Regions from separate parts of the Homo sapiens genome. Here region 2 is linked to region 1. A link is an interaction called in ENCODE POLR2A ChIA-PET data of the cell type or tissue named here. Cell type or tissue: GM12878. All regions are shown on one strand. Each heading gives the region's core, and the rest is flanking DNA. Links, peaks and the distances in the headings are about the cores only. Region 1 overlaps ARHGEF28 (Rho guanine nucleotide exchange factor 28). Region 2 overlaps ARHGEF28 (Rho guanine nucleotide exchange factor 28).

Evidence for each region. Peaks named below come from ENCODE experiments on the same cell type or tissue, not always from the same donor. Only the 100,000 strongest peaks of a DNase experiment are listed, where the experiment ranks them.
Region 2: POLR2A ChIA-PET joins it to region 1 with 5 read pairs; 2 of 35 experiments call an interaction of 5 or more read pairs at or near these places.

Annotation. Positions count from the first base shown.
Region 1 is chr5:73,829,923-73,846,032 of GRCh38, forward strand. It overlaps ARHGEF28 (Rho guanine nucleotide exchange factor 28), which reads left to right. Exons shown (of 36, transcript NM_001177693.2): 10 at 2,416-2,537; 11 at 10,558-10,838. Among named protein-coding and RNA genes, the nearest start is that of ARHGEF28, 210 kb to the left of the region's middle. In GM12878, for the core only: no CTCF peak of the experiment used is centred there; no DNase peak of the experiment used is centred there.
Region 2 is chr5:73,674,240-73,690,349 of GRCh38, forward strand. ARHGEF28 (Rho guanine nucleotide exchange factor 28) reads left to right here. Exons shown (of 36, transcript NM_001177693.2): 2 at 10,602-10,645. The coding sequence starts at 10,613. Among named protein-coding and RNA genes, the nearest start is that of ARHGEF28, 56 kb to the left of the region's middle. In GM12878, for the core only: no CTCF peak of the experiment used is centred there; no DNase peak of the experiment used is centred there; H3K27ac peaks cover 374 bases.

The sequences.
Region 1 (16,110 bases), core at 4,675-12,674:
TCTAATATGGCTGATTTTGTAGAGACCCACAATCTCTTCTTTGAAATTCTTGGGACCAGATTTGTTTTGGAATTCCGAATTTTCAGATCTTTTTGGCCTGGTGTTCATACTGATATGATATGACTCCCATAGGAGACACTGGGGCAATGCTATCATCAAGTGTATTAATATTTCTGCAGCAAAATGTATGACATTGACACCAAGTAGAGCAAGTAAAGAATATGCATGGTCCAATGTGGGCTCAGGTCAGATTGTGCCACAGAATATGTTTTTGAACCAAACTTATGGGGAAAATTCTGATTTTCAGAGCTTTCTGGATTTCAGAATTGCAGTTAAGACAATGTAGACTGGCCGGGCGTGGTGGCTCATGCCTGTAATCCCAGCACTTTGGGAGGCCGAGGCGGCTGGATCACGAGGTCAGAAGGTCGAGACCATCCTGGCTAACACGGTGAAACCCCGTCTCTACTGAAAAATACAAAAAATTAACTGGGTGTGGTGGCGGGCACCTGTAGTCCTAGCAACTTAGGAGGCTGAGGCAGGAGAATGGCGTGAACCTGGGAGGTGGAGCTTGCAGTGAGCCGAGATTGCGCCACTGCACTCCAGCCTGGTGACAGAGCGAAACTCCATCTCAAAAAAAGAAAAAAAAAAAAAAAAAGAAAATGTTTTTCTTTAACATCGTATGTTTCCTCCAGAAGCTTAATGAATCTCACACTTCAGTGTTCTGTGTGGAGAAGAGATAGATTTAGAAGCAGAATCTGAAGCCAGGGCCATTTGACTTGTGAAACTACAATTCATACAACTTTGGAACTTTTATGATGTCCTCATTACCTTCCAAGAAAGAATGGATTTTTTTTTTGCTCATGGTACTTCAGCCCAACAGTTATTAATCTTTTTTTATTTCCTGATTCACCCCCATGGGCTTATCAGGTTTTATGTTATGACATAGATAAGACAGGCAGTGGGACATGTGACATTTCTAATGGACTAACAGCAGTACTATTCCTATGTACCTATTCAAGAAAATTTACGGGGATGTTAGTGAGGATGGCATTTACTATAGGTATAACATTGACTCTGCCCTGTGAAAGTCATTTAAACATACTGAAAATCTGTTATTACCATAACACACTATGATTAGTATTAATAACCTTGCACTTCACACTGAACATGGTTAAAAATTGCTATCCATAATAATTACAAATTTAATAGTAATTCTGACCAATAATATTTATTGAGCACTTTTTACCAGGCATGTGTCAAGTCTTTACATGTCTGAACGCACTTAATCCTCATAACCACACTATGAGGAAAGCATAATAGTAATCTGCTTTTATGGATGAGGAAACTTTGTGAAGATATCTAGAGGGCTAGTAAACTAGCCAAGGTCACAAGACACAAGGCGTTCTAGCTCGAATGTGTTTTATTGCCTTTGACTCTTCATTCTCTACAAACACAGTAACAGCTTAACTCTCTGGGACTCAATTTTAGGCAACCTCATCTATTTGGAACAAAGCTGAGACATGAAAGCAAGCATAAACATTTCCGTAACCAAAATAGAAGTAAAATTCTCCACGTGTGAGATTCTGCATGTTAGCAAGCAGTACCGAGCCAGAACTGCTAGGCTGTGTACTCTCTTGGGTCCTTTGATAGAGGGTCATTGAATCTGAGCATGTCAGTGGAAACTGAGGATCACAGTACAGTCACTAATACTTCTAAGTTATTAATAAAGGGAAATTAAGTTTAGTTATCAATAAAGGGAAATGTATAGTTTTTGTTTGTTTGTTTTGAGACGGAGTTTCACTCTTGTTGCCTAGTCTGGAGTGCAATGGCACGGTCTCGGCTCACCGCAACGTCCACCTCCCAGGTTCAAGTGCTTCTCCTTTGTCAGCCTCCTGAGTAGCTGGGATTACAGGCATGCGCCGCCATGCCCAGCTAATTTTGTATTTTTAGTAGAGATGGGGTTTCTCCATGTTGGTCAGGCTGGTCTCGAGCTCCCAACCTCAGGTGATCTGCCCGCCTTGGCTTCCCAAAGTGCTGGGATTACAGGCGTGAGACACCATGTCCGGCCTGAAGTTTAGTTACTAATAAAGGGAAATGAAGTTTAATTTAAAAATATAGTAGAAATCAAAAGCAAAGATTTAATTGATTTTACAAAGGCCTCTAATGATGGGGAAAATAACGCTTGAAGTGGGCAAATATTTATCTATCTAGAACTTTTCATCCTACGTAAAAATTCTAGATAGCTGAGGTTTGGATATAGATGAAAAATTACTTGCATGTAGATCTTAAAATCTAGCCAAAAGCCCTCTTAAAAAATGCACTTGACTTTTTTTCTTATGGTCTAAGAAGGTAAAGCTTGACTGTAAAATAAGCCCCTTCTCCTTTATTTGCCCTGTTTTCATTTTTGTACTCTAGATCGCTCCTTCGATATCCTAAAAAAATCCAAGCCGCCCTCGACATTGCTTGCTGCAGGCCGGCTTTCAGACATGCTGAATGGAGGTGATGAAGTCTACGCTAACTGTATGGTGATTGATCAGGTAAGGCCCAACTGACATTACAGGATGATTTCTACCTCTCTCCAAAACCTGGGTTTGTAAGAAATAGATTCAGCATTGTTGTGTTCCTTTGACAATTTTAGCCTAAGAGCAGCAAAGAGGATGCTGTTGTGGGGTCTCATTGTATGAGCATTTAAGCATTTAACTTAGGTGCTTACTTCAGAACACAAGACACCTTACTCAACCCAGAGGCACTGTCAGGGAGGGGTCTTGAGATACTGCCAAATGGGAAGAGTGTGAGAGCTCTTCTTCGGGGCCCAAGTAGGAAATGACAACTGTGCAACCAATGTCTCCTCTACAGCTTTTCAAAAAACAGTATGTATATGACCTGATTATGCAATATTTGTATTCAAATCCAGCAAATGTAATGAGCAGGTGCTTGGTCCCAGCACCATAGGAAACTGTCACATAAATTACTTGCTTAATCGATACAACGCATCTATTAACATGTAGTAAGATTGTAGAGCTTTCATATTAATACAGAATGGTATCATATTATAAAGAAGCTGGAATCCTTTGGAACTTTCCACCCAGTCCCTGATAGAGACTTTTGAGTTAAATCTCACAGAAGCAGATGGTTTGAATGTGCTGGCATCTTCTTGTCTTTTGTTCTTTTCTCTAGCTCAGTGATCTTCAAATTTTAGTATTTATAAAAATTATAGATCTGAAGATTTCTACACACTAATATATGGAGGATTTAAGGGATTTTCAAGGGTAGTTTTGATGACACAAAGTCTGCCTTATAAACTGACTTTAAAACTTAATCCCTATATAAGATCCACCCTATCTACTCACTGAGCAGTAAGACATTTAACCCTTTTATGTTGTTAGTATGCATGTATTTTACCCTATTTATAGATATATTCTGTGATCTAAACTTTTTTTTTTTCCATCTAGAGCTCAATTTCAGCCCTTCAGTAGCACATCTCTGCATTTTCCTTTTGTGTTACAAAGCACTGTTATATCAAATGCAGCACAGATTGGGATGGTAGTCATAATGACAGAGAAACCAATAAATCAGAATGGACTTCAGCTGTAAATAACTGGTATAGTTGTTTTGGTATAAACTAACTGAAGGTCAGTCCTAGTTATAGAAATCTAGAATGGGTCATGGAGTGTAGGACACAGTGGGAGTTCTGAGGAGATTTTCAAGACACAGGATGTGTTAGTCCCTTCCCACACTGCTATGAAGAAATACCTGAGACTGGGTAATTTCTAAAGAAAAGAGGTTTAATTGACTCACACTTCTGCATGGCTGAGGAGGCCTCAGGAAACTTAAAATAATGGCGGAAGATACCTCTTCACAGGGCAGCAGGAGAGAAAATGAGTGCTGAGTGAAGAGGGAAGCCCCTTATAAAACCATCAAATCTCGTGAGAACTCACTGTCATGAGAACAGCATGGGGAAAACCACCCCCCATGATTCAATTATCTCCACCTGGTCCTGCCCTTGACACATGGGAATTATTATAATTCAAAGTGAGATTTGGATGGGGACACAGTGCCAAACCATACCACAGGGTAATTGGACTTGGTGTGTTCTAGCCATGTTCTAGTATTTATTTATTTTTTTCCAGCTTTATTAAGGTATAATGAACAAATAGAAATTATATATATTTAAAGAATACAATGTAATGTTTTGATACATGTACATATTATGAGATAATTACCACAATCAAGCTAATTAAGCACATATATCATCTCACATATTTATTTTTGTAGTGAGAATACTTAAGATCTACAGCAAATTTCAAGTACAAAGTGCATTATTAACTATAGTCACCATGTTGTACATTAGGTCTCAAGAACTTATTCATTGTGTAACTGAAAGTTTGTACCCTTCGACTAACACTTCACCATTTCCCCCACCCTCCAACCCCTAGTAAGCACTCTTCTACTCACTGTTTCTATGAGTTTGACATTTTTACATTCCACATATAAGTCAGATCATGCAGTATTTGTTTTTCTGTGTTTGGCTTATTTTACTTAGCATAATGTCTTCCAGATTCATCCATGTTGTCACAAATGGCAGGATTTTTTTTCTTTTCTAGGGCTGAATAATATTCCTGTGTGTGTGTGTGTGTGTGTGTGTGTGTGTGCATGTGTGTGTTTGTGTGTGCAGGTATATGGAATCTGTCACATTTCAGTCAATGGTGGAATCCATATGCAAAGGTGATCCCATAAGATTATAATACCATATTTTTACTGTACTTTTTCTATATTTAGATATATAAGTACTTACCATTGTGTCCCAGTTGCCTACAGTATTCTGTATAGTAACATGCTGTATAGATTTGTAGCTTAGGAGAAATAGGCTATACCATATAGCCTAGGTGTGTAGAAGGCTATACTAGCAGGTTTGTGTTAGTACACTCTATGATGGTTGCACAATAGCAAGATAAACTAAGGATGCATTTCTCAGAACATATCTACATACTTAAGTGAGGAATGACTGTACTTATCCTTGGAGTCTCCAAAGTGATAGTCTTTTGTATGCTAGTGAGATGACTGGTGGCTGGCAGCCCCTAGGTAGTTTCAGGATGTGGGCTGGTCACCGGAAAGGCCAAGGCAGGGTTACAGGATTGGGATTTTCAGCTCCACCTACCAGCATCCACGGAAGGAGGAGGGGCTGAAGGTTAAATTGATCACTAATTACTAATAATTTAACCAATCATGCCTGCATAATGAAGCTTCCATAAAAACCCAAAAGGACGGGCCGGGCACGGTGGCTCACGCCTGTAATCCCAGCACTTTGGGAGGCCGAGACGGGCGGATCACGAGGTTAGGAGATTGAGACCATCCTGGCTAACATGGTGAAACCTGTCTCTACTAAAAATACAAAAAATTAGCAGGGCGTGGTGGCGGGTGCCTGTAGTCCCAGCTACTCGGGAGGCTGAGGCAGGAGAATGGCGTGAACCCGGGAGGCGGAGCTTGCAGTGAGCCGAGATTGTGCCACTGCACTCCAGCCTGGGTGACAGAGCAAGACTCTGTCTCAAAAAAAAAAAAAAACCCAAAAGGACTGGGTTCAAGAGATTCTGGATAGCTGAATACATGGGGGTTCCTGGAGGGTGGTGCACCTGTGGAGGGTGTGGAAACTCTGTGCCCCTTCCGGAGTTCCTTGCCCTAAGCATCTCTTCCATCTGACTGTTCTCTGTATCTTTTGTAATATTCACTATAATAAACCAGGAAATGTAAGTGTTTCCCTGAGTTCTGTGAGCTGCTCTAGCAAATTGATTGAACCTGAGGAGGGGCTGTGGGAACCCCATTTTATAGCTGGTTGATAAAACAATCTGGGGCTTGTGGTTGTCATTGGAAGTAGTGGGGAGTCTTGTGGGACTGAGCCCTGTGGGACCAGACTCCATCTCCAGGTCGATAGTGCCAGAATTGAATTGAACTGAATTAGAGGAAATTCAGTGGTGGATTGCTTCCTTGCTGCATGTCGGGGGAAAACCCCACACATTTAGTCACAGAAGAGTTCTGTGTTGATTGTTGAGTAAGAGAATAGAAAAAAAGACTGTTTTTATCCCTATATTTTCAGAAAATCATATGTGCCACATTTTCTTTATTCATCTGTTGTTGGACACTTAGGTTGATTCCATCTCTTGGCTACTGTGAATAGTGCTGCAGTGAACATGGGAGTGCAGACATCTCTTTGGGATAGTGATTCTGTTTCCTTTGGATATATACTCAGTGGTGGGATTGCTGGATCATATGGTAGTTGTATTTTAAATTTTTTTAGGAACTTTCATACTGTTTTCCACTGTGGCTGTGCTGATTTACATTCCCAACAGTGTATAAGAATTCCCCTTTCTCCACATCCTTGTCAGCTTTTTTTTTTTTTTTTTGTCTTTTTGGTAATAGCCATTCTAACAGGTGTGAGGTGGTATCTCATTGTAGTTTTGTTCATTTTTCTGATGATTAGTGACGTTGAGCACTTTTGCATATACCTATTGGCCATTTGTGTGTGTCATTTTTTGGGAAAATGTCTATTTAGGTACTTTATTTTTAAATCTGGTTATTTGTGGGTTTGTTTGTTTGTTTGTTTTTGCTATTGAGTTGCGTGAGTTCCTTACATATTTTGGGTATTAACTCCGTATCAGATGCATGGTTTGTAAATATCTTCTCCAATTCTATAAGTTGCTGTTTTATTTTGCTGTTTCCTTTGCTGTGCAGAGATTTTTTGGTTTGGTGTAGTCACACTTATTTATTTTGCTTTTCTTGCTTGTGCTTTTGGTGTCACATCCAAAAAATAATTGCCAAGACCAATGTCAAGGAGTTTTTCCTCTGTGCTTCCTCCTAGGAGTTTTATGGTCTCAGGTTTTATGTTAAAGCCTTTATTGCATTTTGAGTTGATATTTGTATATGTGGTAAGATAGGGATCCAGTTTCATTTTTTTTGCATGTAGCTATCCAGTTTTCCTAGTATCATTATTGAAGGATCTGTCTTTTCTCTGTTGTGTATTTTTAGCACATTTGTTGAAGATTAATTGACTGTATTTATGTGTGGGTTTATTTCTGGACTTTCTATTCTGTTCCATGTGCCCATGTGTCTGTTTTTATGTCAGTACCATAATGTTTTGATTACCATATCTTTGTAATATAATTTTAAGTTAGGCAGTGTGATGCTTCTGACTTTGTTCTTCTTGCTAAAGATTGCTTGAGCTCTTCTGGGTCTTTTGGGATTCCATTCAAATTTCAGGATTTTTTTTTCTATTTCTGTGAAAAATTGCCATTATAATTTTGATAGAGATTAAATAGAATCTGTAGTTCACTTTGGGTAGTATGGATATTTTGACAACATGAGTTCTTCCAATCCATGAACACAGGATATCTTTCATATGAATTCTTCTAATCCATGAACATAGGATATCTTTCCATTTATCTGTGTTGCTTCAATTTCTTTCATTTATGTTTTATAGTTTTCAGTGCATATATTTTTGTCATGTTTTGATTTTAATAGATTTATTCTGCTGCCATATTTTCTTAGCTGTTTAAATAAAATACTTCTTGAGCCCTTATTTTTTTTGTTCTGAGCCTTAGTGAATACTGTAACTATAGTATTTCCATTTACCTCAAGTAACTAAAATTGTAAATTACTCAATATTATGTGGGGAAAACTATATATATTATGCTTTTATATGTTCTCAGATACATTAAAAATGCAAAATTTACCAAACCAAAGATTTGGTAAATAAAAGGTTAGGATATAATTTTCTTTCGTTCTCTTTCTTTCTTTCTTCCTTCCTTCCTTCCTTTCTTTCTTTCGTTTTGTTTTTTTTTTTTTTGAGACAGAGTCTTCCTCTGTCATCCAGGTGGGAGTGCAATGGTGCCATCTTGGCTCACTGCAATCTCCACCCCCCAGGCTCAAGCAATTCTTGTGCCTTAGCCTCCAGAGTAGCTGGGATTACAGGTGTGCACCATGACACCCGGCTAATTTTGGTATTTTTAGAAGAGACAGTTTCGCCATGTTGGCCAGGCTGGTCTTGAAATCTTGGCCTCAAATGATCTGCCCACCTTGGCCTCCCAAGTACTGGGATTACAGGCATGAGCCACTACACCCGGCCAAGATATAATTTTTATTCTGGAATATTCTGGGTGAAAGAAGTATTGCTTTAATGATGTGAAGCCAAAAAGAAAAAAAAGTGAAGCATGCATTTAGAGAGAACTCAAACAAGTTAATTCAACAAACTGCAACATAGCAGATTGCCAAGTTGTGCATTGTAAACTGAGAAATAAAACTAAATCTGCAACAAAATCACAAAGTCCATTATATTAGCATAGTACTTTTTTTTTTATAGCCCCTATATCTATTTGAATAGCAAGGACAATGTAAGGAATACAAATTCTGCATATTTAAAATGCTTTCTGGCAATATCTGAAAATAATCTTATCTAATTTTCTTTATCTTCCTCAACCTGGCAAGGAAACCTAAAAACATTACTAGCTTATATTAATGTTTCCCATTAATTTTCAAGGTTATCAACCTTCCTGTTGAGAAAATTCACATGATGAAAGTTACTTTGAAAATTTCTGTCATATAAACTACTTAGAAAAACACATTTGTTTCATAATTTCAGTACAGAGAATCCCTGTATACCCTTTACTCAAATTCCTCAAATGGTAATATTTTACTACATTTTACATTGTCATTCCCTGAGTGGGTGGTTATGTGTGCATGCAAATAGTTAAATTATGTCTATAAATGTTTCTTAACCATGTAAGAATAAATGAAAAATATGGTGTTCCTTTACCTCTTAATCTTTCATGGTGTATTTTCCTAAAAACATGGATAGTTTCTTACGTAAGCACAGTACAGTTACCAAAATCATAAAATTATCATCGATACAATGCTATTAGCTATCTCCAGACCTTGTTCAATTTTAGCAAGTTGTCCCAATAATGTTCCCTGTGGCAAAAGAAAATTCCATTACATGTGTTGCATATAGTTGTTGTGTCTCTGTAGTCTCCTTTAATCTGGGACAGTTCCTCAGTCTTTGTGTTTTATGGCACTGATATTTTAAAAGAATACAGACCAGTATTTTTGTTCTTGTGTTTTGCTAAGAGTGTAGTGTCTTTCAGTTTTGGTTTATCTGATATTTCCTCATAATTGGATTCAGGTTAGGCATGTTTGGCAGGAATACTACGGAAGTGATGATGGGTGCTTCTCAGTGAGTTGTATCAGAAGGCATAGGACATCAATCTGTCCCATTACTGGTGATTTTATTAATATCTTTCATCTGCCAAGTTCCTTTTTCAGTAAAATTACTGTTTTTAAAAAATTATTAAGTACCATGTCAGGAGATATTTTAAGCCCTTGTAAATATCCTGTTGCTCATTAGACTTTCACCCATTAATTAAGCATTCATTAATGGTTTTTGCTTTAATAAATTATGATGATGCTCGATGATTTAGGATTCTAACATTTCCCCTTTTGCTTCTTTTTCCCCTTCACTGCTCTATCTCTAAATGGTGTTACTGTCTTCATTTTTACTGTCCTCACTCCAGACTTGATGCCTTTTGATGACCGCCACCTCAAATCATGAGTGCTTAAAAGTACGCCTTTCTTAGAGCAAGTGCTTTCATCAGCTAGGACTCTTTTTCATGCATGTGGGTTGAGCTTTCTCTTTCTGGGGAGGATTTTTAAGTAAGTCTTAGGCCCTCCAGAAGTTCCGTCCTTTCTCTGCCATTCAGAGTTTCCCGACTCCCCTTACCCTCCGCAGAGTCTTATAGCAGGAGCACGAGGCCTTACCTGCTGGATTTGCTGTTGATTTTATTATTTACAGGTAATTTGAAATTTGGGCATTTTCTTTCTTCTAATGATGCTATGTACGTGCACTTTATGTAGCTTTATTTGTTCTTTTTGTTTGGTGTTGCTTTTTGTGAGACTCAGCTTTATGTGACCACTATTACCTTGGTACCCAGATTCCTATGAGCTACTTTTTGAATGAAGCTGTATAGTCTTTAGTTTTCTCCTCAAGTATTTAAAACATTTCCCCCTCATTTTGAGTCAGTGGTTCATAAAATGTTAGAGGCATAATCAGCTTCTGGTTTTGTAATAAAGGAACAACCTTATAAAATACTCAGTTGGTCTTCCTTTATGTGAATTATAGGATAGCTGCCATGTGAACAAAAACATATAAAATAATTCTCTGTTTACATAAAACAAGAGTCTCACTCTGTAACCCAGGCTAGAGTGCACTGGCGCAATCGCTACTCATTGCAACGTCTGCCTCCCATTCAGGCCATTCTCCTGCTTCAGTCTCTGAGTAGCTGGGATTACAGGCGCCCGCCACCACACCCTGGCTAATTTTTGTATTTTTAGTAGAGATGGGGTTTCACCATGTTGGCCAGGCTAGTCTTGAACTCCTGACCTCAAGTGATCTGCCAGCCTCGGCCTCCTACCACGCCTGGCCAGAAGTTTTTAAATTGGGAAAATTTTATTAATTCTTAGCTAGGCCAATCTTACCTGCTTTTACTCAGGAAATGTTTTTCTTTCAACTTCCAGGTTGGTGATTTGGATATCAGCTATATTAATATAGAGGGAATCACTGCCACTACCAGCCCTGAATCCAGAGGTTGCACTCTGTGGCCTCAGAGCAGCAAACACACCCTTCCTACAGAAACCAGTCCCAGTGTGTACCCACTTAGTGAAAATGTCGAAGGGACAGCACACACTGAAGCCCAGCAGTCCTTCATGTCACCATCAAGTTCGTGTGCTTCCAACTTGAATCTTTCTTTTGGTTGGCATGGATTTGAAAAGGAACAAAGTCATCTAAAGAAAAGAAGGTAAGAGTCTATATTGTAGAGGAAAACTGTAGAACATCAAAGAACCTTATAGGTAGACTTCAAAAATTCTAGTTTTAAACTTTTTATTGTCTCTACCACTTTTATTTGCCCATCAAAATGTCCCCTTTTAGGTTCCTATATTCACTGATTTGAAAGTAAGACACTTAAGAAAACTGACTAAAATATGATAAAGGAAAACCACGATGAGATACCAGTTTATACTCACTTGACTGGCAAAAATTAAAAAATCTAACAATCCCATGTTTTGGTGAGAATGCATAACATGGAAATTCCTGCATAAAGATGATAGGAGAGAAAATTGTGTAACTTGGGAAAATAATTTGACATTATCTTGTAAAGTCAAATATGCATTTTCCTCTCGTGTACTAGGAGACCTATATGGAGTATTATTATAGCAGCAGGAAATAACCCAAATGTGGAATAAATAACTTATATATAGTTACACAATAGAATACTGTACAGTAATGAAAATGAATTAGCTACAATTACATCTGCATGCATAATAACATAGACCTTAGAAGCATGAAGGAACAAAAAAAGCCCCAAAATACTTGTTAGATTTCATTTTTATAGAATGCAAATTAAAAAATATATTATTATAGGGCACCTACATATGTGCATAAGCTATAAAGAAAAACAAGAGGCCTGGCGTGGTGGCTCACGCCTGTAATTCCAGCACTTTGGGAGGCCAAGGCAGGCAGAATGCTTGAACTCAGGAGCTCAAGACCAGCATGGGCAACATGGTAAAACCCCATCTCTACCAAAAATACAAAAATTATCTGGGCATGGTGGCACGCACATGTGGTCCTGATACTTGGCAGGTTGGGGTGGGAGGATCGCTTGAACCTGGGAGGCAGAAGTTGCAGTGAGCCAAGATGGCACCACTGAACTCCAACCTGGGTGACAGAGTGAGACCTGTCTCAAAAAGAAGAAAAAAAAAAAAAAAAGAGAGAAAAAGAAAAACAAAATAATGAAGGGGAAAAAATTCCTAAATTCAAAATAGTTGTTACATCTAGGGAAGGAAATAGGGAAATGGGAATGGAATGAATCATAACAGAGTTTCCATGGTAGATGGCCAGTATCCAAGTTTCAAGGTGGGTGGGCTCATGAGTGTTTGTTTTATTTAACATATGTTTGTATTTTATATTTTAACATAAAATTTATCTTATATTTATTTTACTTTCAGTTACCTTATATTTTCTTGCATATATAAAAACTCATTGAAATGATAGTTTCATTGCATCTGATATGATTACATATATTAGTGTGTGTGCACACATGTGTGTCCATATCTGTATATCTGTATCTGTCTATCTGATTGTCTATTTTCTTTTGGGAACAGGCCAATTTCCACTAATTTCATTTTATCCTGTTGATCACACTTTCCTTAGGGAGTAGCTTTTTTTTCCCCCATATCCTACCCATGTGATTATATGTTCATTTTCACGTATAAAATGAATCAAAGTGAACATAAAATGCACACACATATGTGACTATGTATATAAATATTTCTCTGTGAATGAACATGCACATAGGTGAATGAGTATTCAGCAGGGAGTTAATATAGAGGGGAGAGAAAGGTAGAGGAACCAGCAATCAGTAGGTGTCCATCACTGAGATACACCACAACATGCAATTTGAGGTTGTAAAACTTTAGCACATATTGGTACCAAGGGTTATGTGTGATGTGTAAATAATAAAAGACTTGCTTTAGATTTATACTTTGTGAATTATGGTTTTGTAGATGCTGGGTAGTCACTACTATAATTTGAAGTGATAGGCTAATTTGAACTGTCCACACGTCTGCTTGGGACAAGAGACTGCCAGTCCACACAAGATTCTATACAGTTTTGCAAAAATAAATTGAGCTATGTGTGATAAATGCATTCTAGTGGATCTTTAAGATCTGTCAAGTGGCCAGGTATGGTGGCTCACACCTGCAATCCCCGTACTTTGGGAGGCCGAGGCAGGTGGATCACCTGAGGTCAGGAGTTTGAGACCAGCCTAGGCGGCCAACACGGTGAAACTCCCGCTCTAGTAAAAATACAAAAATTAGCTGGGCATGGTGGCACACATCTCTAATCCCATCTACTCAGGGGAGGGGCTGAGGCAGGCTCATTGCCTGAATCCGGGAGGCACAGATTTCAGTGAGCAGAGATGGCACTACTGCACTCCAGCCTGGGGGACGGAGTGAGACTCTGTCTTTAAAAAAAAAAAAAAAAAAAGTCTGTCAGGTGTGTGAGCCCCCAGATCTCAAGAGATAAATAAGTTCTTTAGAAGTCTTCTAGGAATATAGCATGGAAAAGACACAAAATAGTCTGTCTGTTTTATTGATACTTATGCAGATACTTGCAGAGTATCGAAATTATACTTTCTGATCATGGTCTTGTCTTGGAAAGTTTAACATTTCACTGCTACAGATAGAATTTTTCCTCTGTAGAATATAATTTAGACAAAATATCTGTTTTGAGTACAGGTAATTAGAAGCTTCTGTGAAGATGTCACTGCTCAGGGGAAAGGGAGGAAGCCAGGAGAGGAAGGAGAAGCCATTCTACAGAAAAGCTTTCTGGCTGGTTCCACGAGCTGACTTCATCTCCTTTGCCCTCCCTCTCCTCTGAAAAATGTAGGAATGAAGGGAGAGAAGTCGCAATCCCTGGAAAGCCCTGGGGTGGCTGTGGGTCCCTTCCTTCAGTGGATGTCATGGTAGGAAGCACAGTTGATAACAAACTCAAAGTGAAATGCACTTAATTTGTTAATAAGCAGATAATAGCCCTAGAGGCTGGAAACCTCTAATGAAGGAGAAATTTGGGGGCACACAGTAAAAACTGGAGTTAATATAAGGACATAGCTGACTGGGACCTGAGTCCTAAGTTTTCTAGGGTTTAAAAGAATATTTTGGTGAAACTAAAATATGTATACTATGTAACCATTATGTTATATTATTTAAATGTAATAACTGTTTTGAGAAGCCACAAAGGGAAGATAAGTAATAAAAACATTAATTTAAAAATACTATACAGCAAAAAATTAAGCAGCAGACAAGTGTTTGTTTCATTCTAAAGCTTGTATTTTTCAAACCTTTTAAAAAAACTACAGAGCAAGAAATGCATGTCACACCATGAACGTCCCCTATCTCCCATAAAATTTAAGTGAAGTCTTATAAAATGATTTGTGCAACATATTCTGATATTTTCTATTCTATATATTTTTTAAAAAACTCTAGTTACAACCTAATGAATTGATTTCTTATCCCACTACTGGGAATTAGAAAAATAATATCGTAAAACAAGAACCTAGAGGTTATCCTGAAGAATATTGCCTGTGCCACCAATATCTTAGGTTAATAGCTTAAATAAAAGTAGTAGCCCCATTTGAATGAATAGAAACAATGTTTTATAGTATGCAAAATAAAATACTGATACTTCTAGGATGTATTCATAGTGATGATGAAATGCTGTCTGTAACTGGAAAGGCTTGTGTTAAAATCGGATATTATTGCGGGCTGCCAATCATTTGAAGAACTATTTTCCACTAGTACAGAGATCACAAGTTGAAAGACAAGTGCTGAGGTACAAGACATGGGCAAGCTTCAGCCCGCCTTGAAATCTCCTTCCGTCTCAGATTGTTGTACTAGGAAACCACGTAGCAACTTGAAATACCTGTAATTATTAGATTAGTTCAAAAACTAATCTGTGTTTGCATTAGAGGCATAGTAGAATAAGACCAGGACTCATACCATGTATTCAGTTAACTTACTGTGTCCATTAAATAGCCTATTTTTTTTTAAATAACCTAAACAGGTTAATTCAAAGTTTCATTTTCTGGTTCTTGTATTTCAAAATAAAAAAAAAAGCCTATGTTTTTTTTTTTTTTTAAATAACCTAAACAGGTTAATTCAAAGTTTCATTTTCTGGTTCTTGTATTTCAAAATCAAGACAGTTTCATTGTTTTGTTATTAAAATTATAACTCCAGAACTGTAACAACCAAAAAAAAAAAAAAAAACCACAAAACACACATTTGAAATGCTTCGTGCATTAACATGCACCCAGGAAAGCTGTTGGCCTCCAAGTTTGAGTCGTTTAAAACGTAATGTTATGGAATAGACCTGGGATGTAGAGGGTCAAATTCTTTCCTTTTAATTTCATGGTTTATTAAAGTTAAATGAGGAAAAAAGTTGTTGTCAAGCAGCATTACTACCTGGTTCTAAGGTAGAGTTTTCAAAGGAATCATTTTTTTTTTTTTTTTTTTTTTTTGAGACGGAGTCTTGCTCTTTTGCCCAGGCTGGAGTGCAGTGGTGTGATCTTGGCTCACTGCAAGCTCTGCCTCCTGGGTTCACGCCATTTTCCTGCCTTAGCATCCCAAGTAGCTGGGATTACAGGTGCCTGCCACAACAGCCGGCTAATTTTTTGTATTTTTAGTAGAGATGTAGTTTCACCGTGTTAGCCAGGATGGTCTCGATCTCTGACCTCATGATCCGCCCACCTTGGCCTCCCAAAGTGTTGGGATTACAGGCGTGAGCCACTGCGCCCAGCCTCAGAATCATCTTTTTTTAACCTCTAAAAATGATCATTTAGTATGACATGTTTGGGACATTGCACGACTCACTTCTGAACTGTGTCTTGACATGGTCCTGGGGCGGATGGGTGGGACCTTCACACATCTCTCCTTGGTGTGCCTCTGCCCTCCCGAGCTTCCCAGCTGAGGGACAGGGGAGAGAATGACACTTCTGCAGCTTAGTCACATGCAAATCCCCCCCAGAAGCTTCCCTGCAAACAGCCCAGTGACTCTGTTTCCACCAGCATTTAAAATATTTGATGGGTTACCATTTGGGACTTGCGATATCAATAATTATATTTACAAAACAGAAGTGGTGAGGTTAGTACTAACTCAAACCAGCTTTTGTTTCTTCAGGCATTTGAAATGTCTTTTGCCCCAGTCGTGGTGGCTCACTCCAGCAATCCCAGCACTTTGGGAGACTGAGGTGGGTGGATCCATTGAGCCCAGGAGTTTGAGACCAGCCTGGGCAACATGGCAAAAAACACAAAAATCACAAAAATTGGCCGGGCGTGGTGGCGCACGCCTGTAGTCCCAGCTACTCTGAAGGCTGAGGTGGGAGCATTGTTTGAGCCTGGGAGACAGAGGTTGTAGTGAACCAAGATTGTGTCACTGCACTCCAGCCTAGGCAACAAGAACAAAACTGTCTCAAAAAAAAAAAAAAAAAAAAAAAAGAAAGAAAGAAAGAAAATGAAA
Region 2 (16,110 bases), core at 2,916-10,915, 160 kb before region 1:
TATTCCTAACTGTGAAGCTTTTGCTGTCTTTTAGCCAAGCAAATCACTGTCTTTCAGACCAGTTGTATGTTACAAAAGGACTTTGTGCTGAGGCTACAGAGAACATGGGATGGGATCAGACAGGCTGGATTTACATCTGCTAAGCCACTTCTAGCTGCTGGACCTCAGTCAAGTGCCACAACTTTGCTGAGCTTTTCTTTCCTCATATGTAAAGTGAGGACAGGAACATGCGAGGTCCCCTTATCTGAGGATAGCAGGTATGATATTGTGAAACATACACGGTATTTTGACTTCATTCTTTCTCCTGTTTCCTGGCATACAATGCCTAAACTCCTTAGAATCTCCCAAATGATGTATTTTTTATGCTAATGAGGTGACTGGTGGCTGGCAGCCCCTAGGTAGTTTCAGGATAGGCACTGGTCACAGGAAAGACTAAGGGAAGATTAGAGGATTGGGATTTTCAGCTCCACCCCCCAACCTCTGGGGAGAAGAGAGGGGCTGAAGACTAAACTGATCACAAATGGCCAATGATGCAATGAGTCATGCTTATGTAATGAAGCTTCCTTAAAAACCTAAAAGGACTGGGTTCTTGGAACTACTGGATGGCAGAACACGTGGAGGTTCCTGGAGGGTGGCACACCCAGGGGAGGGTAGGGAAGCTCCTTGCCCTTTTCCACATGCTTCACCCTATGCATTTCTTCATCTGTACCCTTCGTAATATCCTTTATAATAAACCAGTACATGTAAGTGTTTCCCTGAGTTCTGTGAGCCACACTAGGAAATTAGTCAAACCCAAGGAGAGGGTTGTGGGATCCCTGATTTATAGTCAGTTGGTCAGAGCACAGGTGAAACAACCTGAGACTTGCATTGGCATCAGAAATGTGGGACAGTCTTGTGGGACTGAGTCCTCAACCTGTGGGATCTGATGCTATCTCCAGGTAGTATGGGAATTGGAGGACACCCAGCTTGTGTCTGCTGCAGAATTGCTTGCTTGCTTCAACAAGCAAGGAAATTCCCCATCCCCCTGCTGAAGCATGTTGTGAGATTATAGTAGAAGAAACTGTTTTTTTTCTACTGAGTGGGTCACAGGGATGTCCCTTAATGTGAATCTCCTTAAAATGGAGACCAACATTTCATAGGAAGCAGTGGTGGAAAAAAGACTTGCCTGAGGTTCCATTGTGTGAAAATGAAAATAAAGTATGAAAATAAGCAGCCGGGTGTGGTGGCTCACGCCTGTAATCCCAGCACTTTGGGAGGCCCAGGCAGGCGGATCACAAGGTCAGGAGATTGAGACCAACCTGGCGAACACTGTGAAACTCTGTCTCTACTAAAAATACAAAAAAATTAGCTGGGCGTGGTGACGGGTGCCTGTGGTCCCAGCTACTTGGGAGGCTGAGGCAGGAGAATGGCATGAACCCAGGAGGTGGAGCTTGCAGTGAGCCAAGATCGCACCACTGCACTCCAGCCTGGGTGACAGAGCAAGACTCTGTCTCAAAAAAAAAAAAAAAAAAAAAAGAAAATAAGCATATTTATAAAGTTTATATTTCAATTCCTTGGCTAAAAAGGAACATAGGATCATGGTTAGTGGTACAGGCTGCATTTGAACACCATTTTCTAACTATGTAGTCTTATGCAATTTTCTAACTATGTAGTCTTATGCAAATTATATTTTTCAATTTTGTGGTAATTCTAGGAATGGATAGAACGTGAACCGTGTGTGTGTCTGTGTGTGTAGTATATGATTAATTAAGGAGGGGGGTGTGAAATTTTCTGATCAAATTGATTGACTCCGCACCATACAATCTACCAGTCACATTTGATTTTCTTTTCTTTTTTTTTTTTTTTTTTGAGACAGAGTTTTGCTCTTGTCACCCAGGCCAGAGTGCAATGGTGCGATCTCGGTTCACTGCAATCTCCTTCTCCTGGGTTCAAGTGATTCTCCTGCCTCAGCCTCCTGAGTAGCTGGGATTACAGGCCCCCACCACCACACCCAGCTAATGTTTTTTTTTTTTTTAGGCAGAGTTTTGCTCTTGTTGCCCAGGTTGGAGTGCAATGGTGTGATCTTGGCTCACTGCAACCTCTGCCTCCTGGGTTCAAGCAATTCTCCTGCCTCAGCCTCCCAAGTAGCTGGGATTACAGGCACCTGCCACCACACCCAGCTAATTTTTTGTATTATTTTAGTAGAGATGGGGCTTCGCCATGTTGGCCAGACTGGTCTCGAACTCCTGACCTCAGGTGATCCACCCGCCTCAGACTCCCAAAGTACTGGGATTACAGGCATGAACCAACATGCCAGGCCTCACATTTGATTTTCAAAGCATGATTGTGAGGGTCATTTTTATTAGAAATACCCAAAAACTTCTTCCATTTTCTCAAGGAGGGGGAAGGTGCTCTTATTTCTTTAATATGGACACTGTTATCTTTGAGACCTTTGTCTTATCATGATTTTCTTTTTAAGTTGTTAATGGGTCTCTGCCACATTCTCATTTAACTTGACAAGGGTTCATTTAACTTGATAAGGGTACATTTTGAAGATCTGCCTCTAAAAAGTGAGTCTTTTTCCCTAGTTGGCAAGCTCTAAGTATTTTTCCCAGTAGTTTTCCTTCAGGCTTTGTAGAATTAGGCATGGCCTATGGTGTGTGGCAAGCTTATCAAGTAAAATTCTCATCGAACGATAGCTTCATATATAATTTCAGCAGTTCTCATGATACTATTCTTTATTAAAAATGCCATGCTTTAAAAAATGTTCTAAATGTATTGTAAGTTGATTTGTCTTTTATTTACACCATTCAGTAACAACACCAAGACCAATGCAAACAAACAGTATACACAAAATCTGTTCTCTCTAAATATGGAATGATTAGAGAATAGATGCCAGCATTGAGTGGAGTGGAGGGGAATAGAGAATGATCGGGGAGGCAGTTGCTTGCGTAAGCTTTATTTTCTAATATAAGCGTTCAGTTCATTTTTTGAGTATTTTTATCTGTAGATAGCATTGGCTTCTTCATATAACCTTGTAATGGCAGGGACTTGGAAAGGAATCGTTAAGTAACAAGGACTTCCCATATATTCCTTTCAAGGCTGCTATGAGGATCATCTGAGATGATAATTGCGGAATATTGAGCAAGGTGCCTGAGTATTACCTGTTAATTAGTTTTGTAAAAGGCACACAAACCAATGTTTATCGACATATTCAAAGACAAAATTAAAGTGATAGGTTTTATAGTCATTCTGCCTTAGAATATTTTATTTAGATGAAAAATGTGAAAAATTCAGAATTTCATAAAGTCAAGAATTGATATTTTTCCATGTAAATGTTATATTTACTTTCCTCTTTTATTAAAAACATTTTTAGCCTGTTTAAAATAGTCTAATACTTTTTTTTAGAGTTAACAAACAATAAAAGATATTTGGATATTATGTATTCCCCGTAAGTCTATAATACTGTATCTTGATGTTCTTTTTATAAGAGCTTCCCCCATTTGGGGAACAAACTTAAAAATTCTGGCTGTGTACTAAGGCCCCAAGTCATCCCCTGGTGTCTGCCAGCAAATGTTTGGAAATACTTTGGTTTTTTTATGTCCCAAGAAACATTTCTGGAAAATGTGGTACAATTTTTTTAAGTACTTGACTATGAAAAACTTGGTAATTGCAGATGAAGAACTCAAACTTTCACAGATAGAATGAAATATAGAGGGTGGCATTTATATAGTGAAAAGTGACAGCACATCAAGGACTTAAGCAGTTGTAACTTGCCTAGCAAATACAAATTTGTTTTATTATCAAACTTGGTGTGAAAGGAGGCACAGCATGGTTTAGCCATGTGGCTCTGCAAGTGAGCATGGAACTCAGTGCTCTACTGTGAAAGAGGAATTAACTTGGGGAAAATCCAAATGAGAATATAAAATTTTAAAATATATTTCAGTTTGAAGTTTCCTGGTTTTATTGAGTATATATTTGCTCCAGCATATTTTTTTCTACAATTAGTCTATGAAATTCTATAGGGCTTTTAGAAGGATTAGGACTGAGGGTGAGTACTGTGGTGACTTTATTTTTTTTCAAGGAGTGAAAAGTGGTTGCTCTGAAAAACAAAATTAATTGCTGTTCAAATGGTTTTTAAATTTCTGTACTGAAAAATGGCAAATGGTAGAGTAATGAATAATGAAATACAAGTTATTGGCTATAAAGTGAAATGTAAATAACATTGTCTAGCCCTTGACATTTCACCTTTTGCTGAGATCATAGTATAATCCAAATTTGAGGGAGGCCTTTGATACAGCTGGTTTCTTCTTGACTGAAAAGTGCAAAGCGTTGGCATCTGGGTCCTTCGTGAAGCTGTGTGATTCTGGACTTTGGACTGTAGTCCACTGTAGCCTGCCTTCTCACTGTGTAAATACATAACTACATGGGCTCCCGTGAGCTTGCCACACGCCACAGGCTATGCCTAATTCTACAAAGCCTGAAGGAAAAATACTGTGAAAAATACTTATAGCTTGACAACTAGGGAAAAAGGCTCACTTTTTAGGTGCAGATCTTCAAAATGTACCCTTATCAAGTTAAAAAAAAAAGGGGGGGAGTTAGCATGTACCCTATTTAATGTATTTATTTATAGTCATTTATAAATCATATTACTGTAACAATGTATATATATTTTGACTAGGGACAGGGTCTGGCTCTGTTGCTCAGACTGAAGGGCAGTGGTGCAGTGGCACGATCATACCTCACTGTAGCCTACAACTCCTGGGTTTGGGAGATCCTCCTGCCTCAGCCTCCTGAGTAGCTAGGACTACAGGCATGCACCACCGTGCCCGGTTAATTTCAAAATTATTTTTGTAGAGATAGGGTCTTGCTATGTTGCCCAGGCTGATCTCAAACTCCATGACATGTTCTCTTTGGAAGATTAAATAAAAAAAGTTAGAAATCTCTTTCTCCAAAAATTTACAGAATGCCATGTGAGAGCTTTTGTAGGTAGCAAACTTTAAATGATTTTTTTGCAACAAAAGCAATGGAAACATGGACAGATACTCTTTCAAAATGTTGTTACTGGCTGGGCATGGTGGCTCATGCCTGTAATCCCGGCACTTTGGGAGGCCAAGGCAGGCAGATCACCTGAGGTCAGGAGTTCGAGACCAGCCTGGCCAACATGGCAAAATCCTGACTCTACTAAAAATACAAAAATTAGCTGGGTGTGGTGACACACACCTGTAATCCCAGCCATTTGGGAGGCTGAGGCAGGAGAATCATTTGAATCCAGGAGGCAAAGTTTGCAGTGAGCTGAGATCACGCCACTGCACTCCAGCCTGGGCCACAGAGCGAGACTCTGTCTCAAAAAAAAAAAAAAAAAAAAGTTCTTACTATGGCATGTACTATCTATATCTGTAATCTGTTTCTTTTGAAATACATTTTCTCTTTCACTTATTAAAATATCACTTTTTTTTCTGAAATGGCAGGTCAAAAAAAGAAAAAGAAAGTATTACTTTTTTCTTGAAGGAACAGGCTAATTGAAAAACCAGTAGGTTTATAGCACTTCTATTTTTGTAAGAGAAAATTATGTAGTACATGTTTAAGTTTGACAACTTTTTAAAGTACTTTGCCACAATATAACCAGCACGTCTCAATGTAGTATAGATTTTTATGGTTACTTCGCATCTCATTACATAAATTGCAAAGATTTGACCACATTGGAGTTCTTATTTCCACAAAATTAACCATGTTGATTGATTAATGTCCCATAGAATATTTTGTGCTTTTGGCTTCAAGTTCTTTGTTGCAGAACCTTGCTCATGAATGACAAAGTGAATGAGTCTTGTGTGTGGTGTTTTTAAAACTTCTTATAAGAGCAGCTGCCTTACCAGTGGTTGTACTTGAACAGTTTTCGATAGAACACTATTTTTTATTAAAAAAATAATTCACAGCTGGGCACCATGGCTCACACCTGTAATCCCAGCCCTTTGGGAGGCTGAAGTGTGTGGATCACCTGAGGTCAGGAGTTCAAGACCAGCCTGGTCAACATGGTGAAACCCCATCTGTACTAATAATACAAAAATTAGCTGGGCGTGGTGGTGGGCATCTGTAGTCCCAGCTACTCAGGAGGCTGAGGTAGGAGAATTTCTTGAACCTGGGAGGCAGAGCTTGCAGTGAGCTGAGATTGAGCCACTGTATTCCAGCCTGGGCAAGAGAGTAAGACTCCATCTCAAAAAAAAAAAAAAAAAAAAAAAAAAAAGGGATTCACTCTTCAGAATATGTCTCCATATTCTCACTTAAAATGATGGGTTTTGGATGGGAGGGGAGTGAGGGATAAAAGACGACACATTGGGTACAGTGTACACTGCTCGGGTGATAGGTGTACCCAAATCTCAGAAATCACCACTAAAGAACTTATCTATGTAACGAGACACCACCTGTTTCTCCAAAAACCTATTGAAGTAAAAAATAAAAATTAAAAAAAAATTTTGAGTATATTTTATCAGATAAAATCTAGCAAATACCACAAGTTGAGTTGTGAAAAACATCTGTACTTTTTTCTAAGTGTACAGCAAACTTCTTGCACAATTAAATTTGCTCTAATAGACTTGTTTCTTAAAATATTCAACAGTCTTCAATAGTTTTACTCATAAAGAAATTCCTTTTATCTTTTTTTTTCTTTAGAGATGGAGTTTTGCCATGTTGCCCAGGCTGGTCTCAAACTCCTGGGCTCAAGCGATCCACCTGCCTCGACCTCTCAAAGTGCTGGGATTACAGACATGAACCACCAAGCCTGGCCAAGGAATGCATTTTAGTTTGCTGCTTTATTTCTCTGTATTCTTTCAGCTATTTTTTTTTAGCTTCCACATTTCCTATAGTAATGCATTTTTTTTTTTTTTTTTGGCTATTAAGTGGAAATCCCAAAGTACTGGGATTATGTACAAAAATACATAAGGATCTTCTAATTTTATCATCAAGTTAAGCAAATTTTGTGAAAGACTGGAATTGTATAAGGCATGACTATAAACATAGATGACAAATTGCTAATATCTTGAAGTGCAGCAGACATTTAAGGTGAGGATCATAGTATATGCTAGTGGATATAAATTAATTTTTTAAATGCCTTCTTGATAATTTAGAATTTTGGAAGGATCAACTTGTTAATGTTCTTGGGTTGGCCATTATTTTTATTTTATGGGTGGCTGGTGAACAATTTATACTCGGAATAGGAGTCTCAGTTCTTTCATATTCTTGTTAGTATTATCTTTAATTTGAAGTTTCTGAGACTCTGGTTTGTAAAGTTAGTTTCATTAAAAATTGATGATTATAGGCTGGGCATGGTGGCTCACACCTGTAACCCTAGAACTTTGGGAGGCTGAGGCAGGCGGATCACTTGAGGTCAGGAGTTGGAGACAATCCTGGCCAACATAGTGAACCTTGTCTCTCCTAAAAAATACAAAAATTAGCTGGGCATGGTGGTGCATGCCTGTAATACCAGCTATTCGCTAGGCTAAGGCACAAGAATTGGTTGAACCTGGGAGGCAGAGTTTGCAGTGAGCCAAAATCATGCCACTGCGCTCTAGCCTGGGCAACAGAGCGAAACTCTGTCTCAAAAAAAAAAATTGATGATTATTTTCTGTAATCCCAGCACTGTGGGAGGCCAAGGCAGGAGGATCACTTGAGGCCAGGGGTTTGAGACCAGCCTAAACAACATAGCAAGACCCTATCTGTACAGAAAAATACAACTTAGCACGCCTATCATCTTAACCATGTGGGAGGCTGAAGCAAGAGGATTGCTTGAGCCCAGGATATCAAGGTTACAGTGAACTATGATTGTGCTGCTGCATTCCAGCCTGGATGACAGAGTGATACTGTTTCAAATAATAACAATAATAAATGGATTATTATAATCTATAAACCCATTTAAGTGGGTCCACATAAACTGCCATAGGGGCATGATATTTTAAATAAAATTGAGGGCTGAGAAGGGCCCTGTTGTCAAACCCTCTGCCTTGTAGGACCCTCACTCATCTCTCAAGATGTCTTAGGAAACATGACTTGGGACCTAGGAGGATGCTATCACCAGTGTGTATAGGAAGTATTAGTAGAACTTAAATGGTTTTATAAAAAGTACCTCAAAATAGAACTTTTCATATTCACTTTCTTGCCAAGTGTATCCTCTGGGGATTACTGTACTAAATATCACAATTCATTCTTTTTTTTTTTTTTTTGAGATTGAGTTTCACTCTTATTGCCCAGGCTGGAGTACAATGGCACAATCTGAGCTCATTGCAACCCCTGCCTCCTGGGTTCAAGCGATTCTCCTGCCTCAGCCTCCAGCTGAGATTACAGGTGCCTGCCACCCTGCCCAGCTAATTTTTGCATTTTAGTAGATATGGGGTTTCACCATATTGGTCAGGCTGGTCTTGAACTCCTGACCTGAGGTGATCCACCTGCCTCAGCCTCCCAAAGTGCTGGCATTACAGGTGTGAGCCACCATGCCCAGCCCCACAATTCATTCTTAAGAGAAGCCTCTAAAGTACTGCAGCAGAGCTCTGGCTGGGCATGGTGGCGCATGCCTGTAAGGCCAGCCACTCGGGAGGCTAAGGCACAAGAATCGCCTGAACCTGGGAGGCGGAGGTTGCAGAGCCAGGCTTGGCCTAAGGAGCAGAACCCAGGCCTCAAATGTGCAGTGGGAGGGAGGCAAGGGTGCAGGGACAAGTGAGTCTTCCTGTCTGCCCCATTTAGAATTCTCTTGCAGCCTGCTCCTCCATTTCTCCTAATCTTTCATTCTCTTTCATTCAGCTTGGAACTCCTTGAGGGCTGGACCACTTTCTGGTGGACCCAGAAGGCATGTCTTTATTATCTTTGTGTAATACCTGGCCCGCAGTTGGTGTTCAGTGAGTGATGCTGGGTTTTTTTTGTTTTTTTTCTAAGTAGGAAACAAGTTTCTAAGTGCTATTTGTTTACTTTTAAATTTTTAACTGTGGCAAAATAGACAACATAAAATTTACCATCTTAACCATTTTTAACATAGGCCAGTAGTGTTAAGTATATTCACATTGCTGTGAGACCATTACCGTTGTCCATCTCCAGAACACTTTCATCTATGCAAAACTGAAAGTCCATATCCAATAAAGAATAAAGTCCTCTGTGTCCCACCCCTGGCAACTACCAATCATTTTTTTTTCTGTTTCTCATGTCAAACTCATGTTTGATTACTCTAGGTACCTCATATAACTGGCATCATATAGTATTTTTCCTTTCTGTCTGAGTTCTTTCACTTAGGGTAATGTTGTCAAGGCTTGTCCAATTGTAGCATGTGTTGGAATTGTATTCCTTTTTAAGGCTGAATAACATTCCCCTGTAGGTGTATATCACATTTTGTTTATCCATCCATCTGTGCTGTTTTTAAAGGGGCAGGCACACCGAGAGGCAGATCCAGGTGCACACACCTGGCAGAGAGGTTGGTTAGCTTGACAGTGGGCTGCATCCTACCCATGTGTTCATGCAGCTGAACTCTCTGGCCCTCTGTGTAAGGGAGGCAATAGAACTATCTTGTCACTATGCTATTCTGCCTCACCTGGCCAAAAGTGGACTCTGACTTTGGAATCACCTGGAGCCAAGCGATGAACACAGGTGAAGCTTTCAACATGCTTATATTGACCTTTCTTGGCTTTCTGAAATATTTTTATTTTAGGAGCAGTCTATGGGATAGTGTCTGGGGTCATAGGGTTTCCATATGTGTGGAAACTAATATAAAATAATAAAGGTGGTGGGATATATATTTTTTCAAATTCAAATTGTTTTTATTTTGCCTCATGTAGACACTACATGTACTATAATTACTATGATTTTTAATTTTGATAATATATAGAAGGTTTACCATTTGAACCATTTTTTCAGGTACAACTCAGTGGAACTAAGTACATTCACATTGTTGTGCAACCATCACCCCCACCAGCCATCTCCAGAACTTCCTTATCTTCCCAAACTGAAACTCTATGGCCATTAAATAATAACTCTCCATTCTCCCCAACGTCCAGCTTCTGGTAATCTCTATTCTACTTTTTTCTATGAGTTGGACTATCTAGGTACCTCATATAAGTAGAATCATACAGTATTTGTCCTTTTGTGATTGGCTTGTTTTACTTAGCATAGTGTCTTTAAGGCTCATTCGTGTTATAACATGTACTAGCCTTTTGTTTCTTTTCAAGGCTGAATAATATTCCATTGCATGTGTATACCACATTTTGATTATCCATCCATCCGTCAATGGACATTTGGGTTTTTCTATCTTTTGGCTATTGTGAATCATGCTGCTATGAACATAGGTATAAAAATTTCTGTTTGAGTCCCTGCTTTCAATTCTTTGGGTATATACCTGGAAGTAGAATTGCTAAGTCATATGGTAATTCTACGTGTAATATTTTGAGGGGCCATCATATTGTGTTCTAGGGGAGGATATTTTATTTAGATAGCATCTTAGTCCTTTATTCTTTCATATTTTGTCTCTGCAGTTTTCCTATCTAATGAGTTTGCTTCTCCCTCCACAATATTGATAACTGGAGAGCTCTGCTGGTCGGTTCCATGGGGCCTCCTGCAATAACTTCTCTTGTTTATTATTTTCATTGCAGATGCGAAAGCCATGGAGTTGAGCTGCAGCGAAGCACCTCTTTACGTAAGTTGCTAAGCACGGGGCTTCAGGTCCAAGGGGCCCTTTCTTAACTCCAAACCATGTGACTGAAGTGGGGAGAAATGTTTTTCTTGCTATTGAGTTAAGGCTTTTTAAAAACAACACACTGAGCGTTACTGTCTAGTTCAAGTATTTGCATGGAGCGTTTTAAAACTGGTTGGCTCCTGTTTTAAACTCTGGATTTTATATTTCCCTCAGTATTTTTTTAAGTGTGTAATTTCTGGATTCAAACACTCAGTTCACTCATATGAGTGGTGTGTGAATATATTATTTTATGATAATATCCTGATAATAGTCAAGAACTTTTCTATGTGTGTCTTTTTGAGGGGAAGGTTTCATGATAATTGTGTCAGCTAAAAGTATGAAATAAGAATTCAAACAAAAAGTGTTGGGACATAAACAGAAGTGGGAGTTGGCGCTGGGGGGGACAGGAATGCCCAAGGAGATTTGTACTTAGATGTGCCATCTAGGCCCAGGAGGATGCCATTCTGAGAACAACTCCTGGGGGTAACAGGGAAGTGAACAGATTGTTTCCTCACACAGAAAATGGCAGATGGCCTCATCTTTCCTCCTTCCTTCTGATTTCAGACAAAACTTCCTTTCTTGGGAAGGAACTGTGTTGGTGTGAGGTGGGGCCTGGGCAGGTGGGCCTGGGTGTGTGAGGAGACTGGAGTTTAGAGCAAAATTTCAAGGAATTGAAACAAATTTTATTTTTTTTATTTTTTATTTATTTATTTATTTTGAGATGGAGTCTTACTCTGTCACCAGGCTGGAGGGCAGTGGCATGATCTAAGCTCACTGCAAACTCCGCCTCCCAGGTTCAAGCGATTCCCCTGCCTCAGCCTCCCAAGTAGCTGGGATTACAGGCACATGCCACCACGCCTGGCTAATTTTTTGTATTTTAGTAGAGATGGGGTTTCACCATGTTGGCCAAGATGGTCTTGATCTCCTGACCTCGTGATCCGAATGCCTCGGCCTCCCAAAGTGCTGGGATTACAGGCATGAGCCACCACACCCGGCTGGAATTGGAACAAATTTAATCAGAATCCTCAATTGATGAGAATAGATTCATCCACTTCCCACACTTCACTACCCAGCCAAGTGCCTACTCACTCACCCTCACTCCCTTCTACACATGACACATACTTCTCTGGAGGAAGACAGAGTCATAAACCAAATTGATTCCAGAATAGTAGAAAAGCTGCCCCTTGAGTTGCCCAGTGATCTCTAGTACTCTCTCTAGGTTGTGATTTTCAGGCCATAAAATGTGCCTGTAGACAGTTGGGTTTGGCCCAGACATGATTAAAGATTAAAAAAAAGGCTGGACTGAGGCTAAATTGTAAAGTACTCCCAAATCTTACTGCTGTTTTTTCTGTGTGTGCCTTCCTATTCCTCACTCATTCCACCCTCCTCCCCTACCTCAAAACAGACAAATCCACAAGCCTAATCGTGATAGAAGCCTTGTAGCTGACCGACCTCCTCATGTAGCTATTTTGACCATAGACTTACTAGATTGTGACCAGATTTGGGGAAAAACCAATACACATTGCCCAAGGAGAGAAGAGATTTAAATGAACCAAATAAAAACAAAAACAAGTTTTTCTTTTTTCTTTTTCTTTTCTTTTTTTTTTTTTTTCGAGACGGAGTCTGGCTCTGTCACCCAGGCTGGAGTGCAGTGGTGCGGTCTCGGCTCACTGCAAGCTCCGTCTCCCGGGTTCACGCTATTCTTCTGCCTCAGCCTCCTGAGTAGCTGGGATTACAGACACCGCCACCACGCCCGGCAAATTTTTTTTTGTATGTTTTTAGTACAGACAGGGTTTCACCGTGTTAGCCAGGATGGTCTCGATCTCCTGACCTCGTGATCTGCCTGCCTCGGCCTCCCACAGTGCTGGGATTACAGGCGTGAGCCACCGTGCCCAGCCAAAACCAAGTGTTTCTAGTTATTAAAAAAATGCTGATAAGAGTAAAATGAAAAGTACAGGAAAGTGTTAAGAAAATAAGTCATAATCTCACCCCCATGGATAATGTTATTATATTAAAATACTAATATATTTTATCATTTTTAAGGTGTAATTTTTCTTCTCATTTTAACATCTCTAAAATTGAGATGCTCTTACATTCACTGTGCTTCCTGGCAGATGTCATTACCTACACGTGTGTGACCTTGGTTACAGGGGTTCATATTGTTGTCATTTCAGTTTATTTATATACCTTGCTGGTGCTACATAAATTAATTGCTTTCAAAATGACTTCACCATGATCTAGCATTATAAGGCAAAGTTACTATGTAACTAGAAAGACTTGGAAATAACAGCATGTTACATGATAAAATCTATGTATAGATTAATTTAGAAAAGGTCTTTTAATAAATATAAAATTCTAGGTAATTAAAAATTACATCCTAGTTGGCATTTTTTCTAGTAGAATATTAAATGTATATTATAAATAATGATATCTTAGATAAAATATATGAAATATATTTAACATAACTGACACTACATATGATAGAGTATATAACATTTTTTAATTTAATTTAACATTTCTGGTCAATATTATTGCAAAATGAATTAAGCCAATCTAGCCACTTGGCCTCATCCAGCAAGAGGTCATTAGAGATATGTCATAATGAAAATGAGTCTTAAACCAAAATCTACCAAATGGGTAATGTCGTGCAGACAGAGCAGACTCAAAACTGTCCTACAATTTGTTTCTGTATTTTGGGGAAGAACCTGCTCTCTGCCCTTCTATCTTCAGAGGTTTGGTAAATATTCACTTCTAGTTTCTCTTAGTTTACTAAATTTTTGTTCATAAGCCCTTAATATTTTTTCTTATTTATATATATTTATTGTAAAATATTAGAAAGAGACCCAGCAAAAAGAAAAAATTAAAACCTCATGTTTAATCCCATGGTGAATGATAAGCTCTGTTGACATTTTGATACAGATTTTTCCAGAGTTTTATCTATATCTCTGTTGAATTTTATCAAGGGTCCTTTTGACATTTATTTAGATGATACAGTGTTTTCTCATTTGATAGTGATTTATTCAATCTCTTAATTTTGGTGACTTTATGTATGTACTTCAAGTAATCCTACTTAGTTATTTTGACTATTTCTTTTGGAAAAACAAAATAACTCTGGCAAGTGTGTAATAAAGATATCCTCTCCATTGGAATTTGTGAAGAATCCATTACATATTGGGAGGCTATATTAAAATTATAAAATAACACTATGCATAATTGTATGTTAATGCACTAGAAAATCTAATTACAACAGACTTTTAAAAATATATAAATTAATAAGATTTACCTCAAGGACAATTAGATTACGTAAGTGGAACAATAATCAGGAAGGAAAAAAATTGATTGAAATTATTCCCCAATTTCTACCCACCTCTCAAAAAAGGGCACCTCATTCAGATAGGTCTTATAGGTGATTTTTTATTCCTTTGCTTATAACCTGTTTTGATGGAATTCTTATAACATTTTTATGGCTAAAATTCTTCTTTGTCTCTATTTGTCGGGTCACTTTAGAGAATCTTTCCTGAAGATGATAGACATCTTTATACCTATAGAAAAATCTATGGATGTAAATATTTTCTTAAATTCCCCATGCATTTTGCTTGGATTGATAAAGAACATTTTTTATTTTTCTTTTTAAAGATTGTTTCTTCCACTATTGTTTTCCCCTTCTAGACAGAACAACTAATATCCAAAGATTGGATTGTTTTTTTCTTTTTGGGGAGAGAGGAGGGTTGCATTCTGGAAGGCTTTTTTTTGAGATGGAGTCTCACTCTGTCTCCAGGCTGGAGCACAGTGGCACAATCTTGGCTCACTGCAACCTCAGCCTCTGGGTAAGTGATTCTCCTGCCTCAGCCTCCTGAGTAGCTGGGACTACAGGTGCATGCCACCACGTTCAGCTAATTTTTTTGTATTTTTAGTAGAGACGGCATTTCACCATGTTGGCCAGGATGGCCTCGATATCTTGACCTTGTGATCCACCCACCTCGGCCTCCCAAAGTGCTGGGATTACAGGTGTGAGCCATCACACCAGGCCAATAATGTTTATCTTTGTTTTCCACTTAAGTTTTCAGTAGCATCAAGTTGTTTTGTTCCTTGCTTGCCAGCACAATTTTAGATTCTATCACTTTTAGTTTTTATGTAGCTTTGTCAAATCTTGGCCTTTTTATGCCCACGTAGTTTTATAGAGATAATCTTTTACATTTTATTATGAGCACAAAGCAAGAATTAAATTTTTGTTTTTCTGTACCTTTCAGGAATCTGTTTCAGAAGGAGGTGCAGTCTTTGGCTCTGTCTCTTGTGCTGTAGAATTTTTTTGGCTCATTTCTGTTTGCTCATTTTTAGGAAGGAGACTCTATTTTCTTCTTGGAGATATAGTAATATTCCTGAACTCAGCCACAGATTCAGTTAAATTTTTATTTGATTTATTTTTTTAAATTTATTTTGAGATGGGGCCTCACTGTTGCCCAGGCTGGAGTGCACTGGCATGATCTTAGCTCACTGCACCCTCGACCACCTGGGCCCTAGCAAGCCTCCTGCCTTAGCCTCCCCAGTAGCTGGGACTACAGGCACATGCCACCATGGTCAGCTTTAGTCTAATTTTTAAAAGAATCCATGGCAGTTCCCTGAGTTGCAGTTGCAGAAAAAGAGAAACACTACTAAGATCAGAGAAGAAGCAGGAATTGGCAAGACTGGCAGCCAAGAGCTTTATAATATCACTTTGTGGAACCTAGGGATATATATGAGCATTGCAAATCCAATTTTTAGTCTCTAAGCAGCTTCCTGCATTCGTGCTTGAAAAGAAACTGAAGGAGCAGCACTGGAAGGCTAGTCTGTTTATTCCAAGGAGAAAAAGAAAAAACAAAAAAAAAAAACACCAGAGGCCTGCAGTCTGGTTTGAAGTCTAGGCTTAGTTTTTAGACTGAATGGTACAATAGTATTAGGAGGTGTATTTTAAGCTGGAAAGAATTGTGGTGGTGAAGCTAATGAGAAGTGCAAAAGCCTGGAAAAGGGTAAGTTAGAATCAGTGGAACCTAAGGTGTTTATTTTTCTGGCTGAAAATTCTTCAGTTAACACCACTTGGGAGCTTAAAAGTTCTGTACTGGAAATTATAAAGATATTTTTATTTTGGTTTTATTTTTAAATTAATTATTTTAAGATTTCACGTTGCCGTGAGAAAGTAGATAATTTTATTTTTAGATTATTGCTCTTAGTCTTCTTTTTCCTAGTTTGTGTGTAAAAAGAGATAGGAAACGATGCAAGGACAGCTTAAGAGGAGAGATTTTGCTTACTGGGCATTTAATTAAACTTTGAGAGAGGAAGAGATTTTGCATTTACAAGCCAATTTGTGTTTTTGCTAATGAATGCTTTTTGATTACATTTTATATTGAGTTTTCTCTACATTTTGTAAATCAAGGAGAATTATAAAACAA